Regions from separate parts of the Homo sapiens genome. Here region 1 is linked to region 2. A link is a contact called in ENCODE Hi-C data. All regions are on one chromosome and are shown on one strand. The core of a region is the stretch at or near the end of the contact, and the rest is flanking DNA. Distances in the headings are between cores, read along the strand shown.

Region 1 (3,272 bases), core at 689-3,188, 2.9 Mb before region 2:
AATTAAAAAGACTAACAATACTAAGTATTGATAAGGCAGTGGAGCAACTAGAATTACCATGCATATGATAAAAGATAACTATTAAAACACCAACTCTCACCCTAAATAAGGAAAATTCAGGAGCATTCTCATTTGAATCAGAAACAAGACAAGGATGCCCACTGTCACCACTGTTACTTGACATTATTAAAGAGGTTATAGCCAACAAGGTAAAACCAGAAAAATAAGCAAGAAATGTAAAAATTAGAAACTGAGAAATATTTCCAGTATTTGCAGATGATGTTCAAGTTCCCATAGATTTTAATATCATAATCTAATAATAGAGATAAGTCCCATAACTTTTGCCATATTCTGTTGGTAAGAAGCAAATCTCAGGTTCCGTTTGCACTCAAAGGGATGGATTTGTACAAGGTGTGACTCAGTAGGTGTCACCTTAGGGTATGCCTGCCCCACTAAGAGTATGAGGGCGCAGTTACCCCTCATCCTACAGATATACAGATGTCCCAGTGGAGGGACGCCTTAACTTGCCCTGAACATACACATGCGGGGCTGTTGTACTTAAAGCCTCCTACTTCTATCTCAATTTTCACTCTCTGCATTTTCCTTTTTTTAAATAAAATGTACCAAAGCCGTAGGGTAAATCCTATGACACAGTAAAGAATAGTCTCAGATTTATAAGTGGAGAAAATTCAAAAGTTCTAAGTCCGGGGAATTTCTTAGTAACTCAAACAAAATGTCACACTTTCTCACATAATAAAGATAAGTGTTTTTATTGATTTTACACTATTTGCTTACAGTAAATATATAATTGATGTTTTAAAATAAAAGCAGGTTTCATGCTTCATGTAACAAAGTTAGGTTCAGATACTAATGTGAAAACTCAACTATTCCTGGGAAACCATGTTCAAAAAAATGCTTCATTGGCTAAGCAGTCTTATTTTATTATTCAAATGGACTAAAAATGAGGTATGAAGTAATTAAAAGTAATATGGTGGCTTTAAGTGCAGAGATGGGGTGGCAGAAGCTGTGAACACAGAATGTAAAATCGGTAACTACAAAATGGCACAAACTACGAAAGCAATATATTTAAATTACTATTTTTTAAAAAAGAAGGATCATTTCAGATCTTCACCTTCAGATCCTCACTCAGCCCTGCCTCCTATTTCCCATAATCAGCCATTTTTTTAATTTTATGATTGCTATTACTCACCTTCTAGAATATATTTTTGTTTATTTGATTGAACAACCTCTTCCTGAAAATTCTGCCCAGTTGGGCTGGCTGACATTGATCTCAGTAATTGTGTTTTTTTCCTTTAACTTGATTATATTTTTTTCATTCGCCTCTCTTTAAATGAAGTGTCCCAAGAGCCCTAAATTCTCTCTTCAGGTGGTCGCTTGGTAGGTTACTTCATCAATAGGTTCATCCAGGTATAGAGAGCAATGGTGTAAGGATAACAAAGATACAATTTCTCAGAAAGATAACATTTTCAAAAGTGCTATTAAAGACAGTGAGTTGTTCAGCAATTCAGGAAAAAAAAGTCTTTAAATCAGAGGGAAAAATATAGAGAAAAAGTATTTTTCAGAATACATGTCAGTTTCTCCTAGAAATATATATACACAAGTATTGAATAGGTCCCCTGCCAATGTAGGACCCAAGACTTTTACTCTGTGACATTCCATTTGTCCTTGGCTGTACGGAATAAAAGCCCTTTGACGATGGCGGCCTCCAATATCATAATCCGTATGGGTGCGGCCATGCCGTCCTCCCTACCAAGTTTCTGAAGTTGAATGAACCGCGGAATAAAGGTACGCCGTTATACGCCATGATAACTGTTGGCGGAGCGTAGCTTCAAAAGTGTTAGTGGGCATGCGCGCGGTTCAACAGCGCCTACGGAAATCCTAACGGGAATGTAACCCAAACCGGAAGTGGCCTAGAGCGACCATTTAGCTTCTGTTGTTAAGTGGATCTAAGCCTATGTCGCTTACTGGACGCTGAAGTGATTGGGAATATTAGCAGTGGGGGTTCTGTAGGGTCAGGAAGGGGCGGCTGGCTTTGGGGGAGTGATGAGGGGCTTGTTGGGGGTGGGGGTGCGTGATAAAGGGATTTCTCGGCTGAAGACGAGGCTGTGAGGTGAGTGACGGGCTTGTTTTGGCTGAGCGATGAGGGGTTTCTGGGGTGGGTGATGGGTGCTGTGGGGTAAGTGGCGTTTGCTAATTTTAGTTGGATAATTAGCCTGTTAATTTTCCCTCTTTTCTTGCTTATTTTCTGCTTGTAGTATTTTTGTGACTTAAATTCCAAGTGTACTTTAATATCGGATTTTATATTGGTCCACGAAACTTGCTAACTTGAGGACAGTGAACGTGCATCTTAAGAGCGCCTTTGCGGATGGTGCTGGAGGACGTTCAGGGAAGGGATTCACTGTCCGTGGGACTAGGGGAGTCAGTGATTGATTGGCAGCCAAGAGCTTCAGAGGTTGGAGGACTTTGAGGATCACACTGTAACACTCTCAGGGGACCAGTGATGGGCAACCTATAGGAATCAGTAGAGTGGGGTTGCCAGGGGTAGCCTATGGCAGCCAGTTGACTGGAGGCGTAGGGGGTCAATGATGGGGATTTGTGAGGGTGAATGCATTGCTTTCTAGGCAGTGAGTGTTGGGGTCCTTCAGGGATTGGTGGGTGGGTCAGTGTTGGCCTCTTCTTGGGTCCCTTGGACATGGTAAGGATCAGTAATTGACAGTTGAGCACATCGATGATGGTTTCCTATTGGGGCATTTCATTTGGACCCCTATGTTGGGGATTATTTGTCGTTTTATGGAAACCAGAAAATTGTGCTCGCTGGGAAACATTTCTTGGCTATCAGGGCAGTAAAGATTTCAGAAGCCTGTGCCATGTCAGTGACTGGGAGGCATTTTGGAACTTTCTGGCAGCCCTGTAGTACACTCATTGGGGATTTCTGAAAGTCAGTCCTGTCAGTGATTGCATTCAGGTGCGGTGGGGGCAACTTATTGTGGACAGGCAAGAAATGGTAACTGGAGGCCCTGATGCATGTCTGCAAATTTTCTGTGTCAAGATGGGGATTGGGACAGTGATTTTAAGTTTTAGCTCTAGTCAGAAGAGGCTGGTCTGTGTGTGGTGTATTATGGACGGGGACTGAAAAGTCCAGAAGCTCAGAATAGGTACACCAGACAGAGCCACCTCCCGGCCTGAGTTCTATGAAGGCAACAGAAAGAGGAAATGGTGTTTCTGGAAGCTGGCCACGTATGGGTACATGA
Region 2 (3,469 bases), core at 245-2,744:
GCCTCCTGGGTTCAAGCGATTCTCCTGCCTCAGCCTCCCGAGTAGCCGGGATTACAGGTGCACGCGCCACCACGCCCAGCTAATTTCTGTATTTTTAGTAGAGACGGGACTTCACCATGTTGGCCAGGCTGATCTTGAACTCCTGACCCCAGGTGATCCACCCATCTCGGCCTCCCAAAGTGTTGGGATTACAGGCGTGAGCCAGCGCGCCCGGTCTTTGCAACGTTTTGAATAAATCCAAAATTATTCCAGAACAAAAAGCTTAGTACCAAAAAGAAAACAAAAACAAAAACAAAACAAACCCCCCCCCCCCCACAGAGTAAAATAACGGAAAAAGATCTACTATGCTAGCACTAACAAAATAATACGTAGTTATGAAAATGGTATGTATTTTTCAAGCTAGACGTTCATAATGGTAGAACATGAGGAGGAAAACTGCCTCTTAAATCCCACCACTTACTGTGACACAGTGACCGGTCCCTGCAGCGGACTGGATAGTTGTATCAGAGTCCTGGACGGAAACAGATGGCACTCAAAAGGTGGCGCGCAGTTCAGAGAAATGCCTATGTACGGATTTGGTCCAATGCCTCAGCCTGACCTCAGGGACCTTCGGGGGTCTGCTCCGCGCCCACCCTTACACATCTGTGACCCCACACACTTCCACCCCAGCGCCACTGCCAACAGCTACACCCATCCCCCTCCAACCGCGTCAGCTTCCAGCCTCGGTCCATCTGAACTCGCCGTGCCCCCTCCCCTGCGCCCTTCCAGATTCATTTGCTAGGGAAGCCCGCTCTTCCGGGTGGAGCTGTTCCTCATCCCCTTTCTTTATCATTCTCTCCCCAGGGCTTCCACATCACCGTGCTGTGGACAATCCCGGAACTCCTGTCACGCCAGTTTACATTTAGGAACAGTAATGGCTCCCACTGACTCAGTCAAAACAAGGCTGCGGCCGGGCACGGTGGCTCACGCCCGTAATCCCAGCACTTTGGGAAGCCGAGACGGAGGGATCACGAGGTCAGGAGTTCGAGAACAGCCTGGCCGACATGGTGAAACCCCGTCTTTACTAAAAACACAAAAATTAGCCGGGCATAGTGGCGCGCGCCTGTAATCCCAGCTACTCCGGAGGCTGAGGCAGAATTGTTTGAACCCAGGAGGCGGAGGTTGCAGTGAGCAGAGATCACGCCACTGTACTCTATCGTGGGCGACGACAGAGCAAGAGCAAGACTCCGTCTCCGAGAACAACAACAACAGCAACAAGAAAACAACAATAAAAAAAATAAGGCTGCGTGGGAGGCAGAAAGAGCTAATGCGGCCACGCTTGTCTCCTCGGGGCCACCGTCCCCACCCAGACTTCCGGTCTGCCTTAAAATGTTCATGCGTAAGTGCGTGGGCAGGAAGGCGGGCTCAAGCGCAGCTCGTGGCGTTCATTGGCTGTGCAGGGCCGAGGGAGGCGGTGCAAGGCCGCCGCGTGACGTCAGGACGCCGCGGTCAGGACGTCGAAGCCAAAGAAGACCAGAGCCAGCCGGGTGGCACAGCGGTGTCGTGGCCGTGTTGCTGATCGCCTGGGTGGTTGTTGGCGTGTCCCTGCAGCGAAGGATCCTGGTTGGTAAGGGGAGCGGCAGGCGAGCAGGCGGGCGGGGATAGCATCTCCTTTTGGTCTTGCGCCCCGCGAGCCCCGAGGCCTTCTCGGCCGTCGCAGCAGCAGACGCCGCGCGCGAGCGTCGACAGGGTGTGGCGGCGCAGGGGCAGCCACTGCGCCTGCGCACCGGGCCTGGGGCCGCGCGTTCGGGCACTAGCGCGCGTGCGCCGTCGTCTTCTAATTTCCGTTCCTCTCCCTTGGAGTTCTCGGGGCCCCGGGGCGCCCCTCACTCGCCGTTGACCGGGTGTTGCCCCGGGCGACGGGCGGCTCCTGCGCGTCTTTCTGGGGCGTGGTGCGCAGGCGCGGCCTGGGCAGTGGCTCCGTGGCTAGTCGTGGGGATCCGAGCGGCCTCCTCCACCCGGCGTCCTCCTTTGCCTTCGCCCAGCCTGCGGGACGGCCAGGTGCTCCCGGGACCTCAGGCCTCGCGTCTGATGCCTGTCTCTGTTCTTGAGACCCGTCCGGGAGTCCTCTGTCCAGCCCCCAACTCCTGACCTTACCTCTAATCTCCCTTCTGCCCTGGGGCTCCTCTTCCTGTGTCCCCGCCACGATCCCTCGTCTCCACCCACGCCCTGTGTCCTGTTTAAGTTAAGCCTTTGCGTTTCTAGGGCTTTTCCCCAGCTCCAGACTCCCGTTCCTATCCCGTCAACTCGTGGGAATTCCGGTTCTCCTGCGGGATTAATTATCCTACTTATCAGTTACTCCCTCTCGGGAGTTTAGGCTCCTGAATCCTTGCTCCGGAGACACTCCACTTTTCTTCCAATTCTCTCTGTACCCCACTCTTAATTCGTTGAACATGTTTTGGGTCTTCTTTGGCATTCCCAAAGCTTTATGTCCAGACACCCAACCACGGTGATCCCTTTTCTCTCCCAGCCCTACCCCTGCTTCCGGGAACCTCCCGTGGAAGCAGGCAGGGGTAGTCCCACTGAGGACTCCCACGTAGGTCTCTTTACTGCCCTTCGGAGACCTTTTTGAAATCAGTCTGTCAGTGCTAAGAACCCATTTCTTCACGTTGGGGTTCACGTTGGCATTCTCAGGAACGCTCAACGACCACTTGCTTCCAGGGTTAACTTCCGGAAAATCCCCTTTTCCTCTCAAAATTTTCTTCTCTTCTCCAATATTCTTCCAGCCCCCTCGATGCTCCCTGAAAGGCCTCCCTTTTCACAGAGTTCTCGGAAACCTTTCCACCCTCTCAGCCTTAAGGGTTCCCTCAGACTCTTCTCATTATAGCATCCATCCTCTTGGTTCAGGTTCCTTTCACAACCCGTACTCCCTAGCTTTTTTTTTTTTTTTTTTTTTGAGACAGAGTTTCGCTCTTGTTGCCCAGGCTGGAGAGCAATGGCGCAGTCTCAGCTTACCGCCCTCCGCCTCCCGTGTTCAAGCGATTCTCCTGCCTCGGCCTCCCTAGTAGCTGGGATTACAGGCATATGCCACCATGCCCAGCTAATTTGGTATTTTTAGTAGAGACGTGGTTACTCCATGTTGGTTAGGCTGGTCTCGAACTCCCGACCTCAGGTGACCTGCCCGCCTTGGCCTCTCAAAGTGCTGGGATTACAGGCGTGAGCCACCGCGCCTGGCCCCTAGAATTTTTTGTAGACCTTTTCCCCTTGATGGAGGCACCCCTACCCTCTGGACCTTTCATCACAGCCTCTCTTTGCTCACATGGGTTTCAGACCCTTCTCCTTCCCTTTGGGAAGTCTGCTCTGGCTTCCCTGTTTCCAAATCCTTCGTTTTCCACCTGGAGCTCTACAAAGGGGCCAGGGGCTTCCCCTCACTCCAGCCTTTCTAGTCCACACCCAGAACTCTTCAGATCCTTGACCCCAGTGGCTTTTC

What was found. A loop is a pair of places that touch in the nucleus more often than their neighbours do. Pooled maps may share reads with other maps.
Region 1: a loop to region 2 is called in a pooled map, with 13 times the contacts of the local background. The contact joins the promoter of ZNF175 here to the promoter of LENG8 in region 2. A Hi-C loop is called at or near these places in 4 of 50 pooled maps.

The regions. Positions count from the first base shown.
Region 1 is chr19:51,569,345-51,572,616 of GRCh38, forward strand. ZNF175 (zinc finger protein 175) reads left to right here and starts at 1,939. Exons shown (of 5, transcript NM_007147.4): 1 at 1,939-2,131. RefSeq lists an enhancer at 1,601-1,660.
Region 2 is chr19:54,447,705-54,451,173 of GRCh38, forward strand. It overlaps LENG8 (leukocyte receptor cluster member 8), which reads left to right and starts at 1,495. Exons shown (of 16, transcript NM_052925.4): 1 at 1,495-1,606. LENG8-AS1 (LENG8 antisense RNA 1) reads right to left here and starts at 1,334. Exons shown (of 3, transcript NR_126418.1): 1 at 858-1,334; 2 at 461-511. RefSeq lists an enhancer at 1,245-2,152.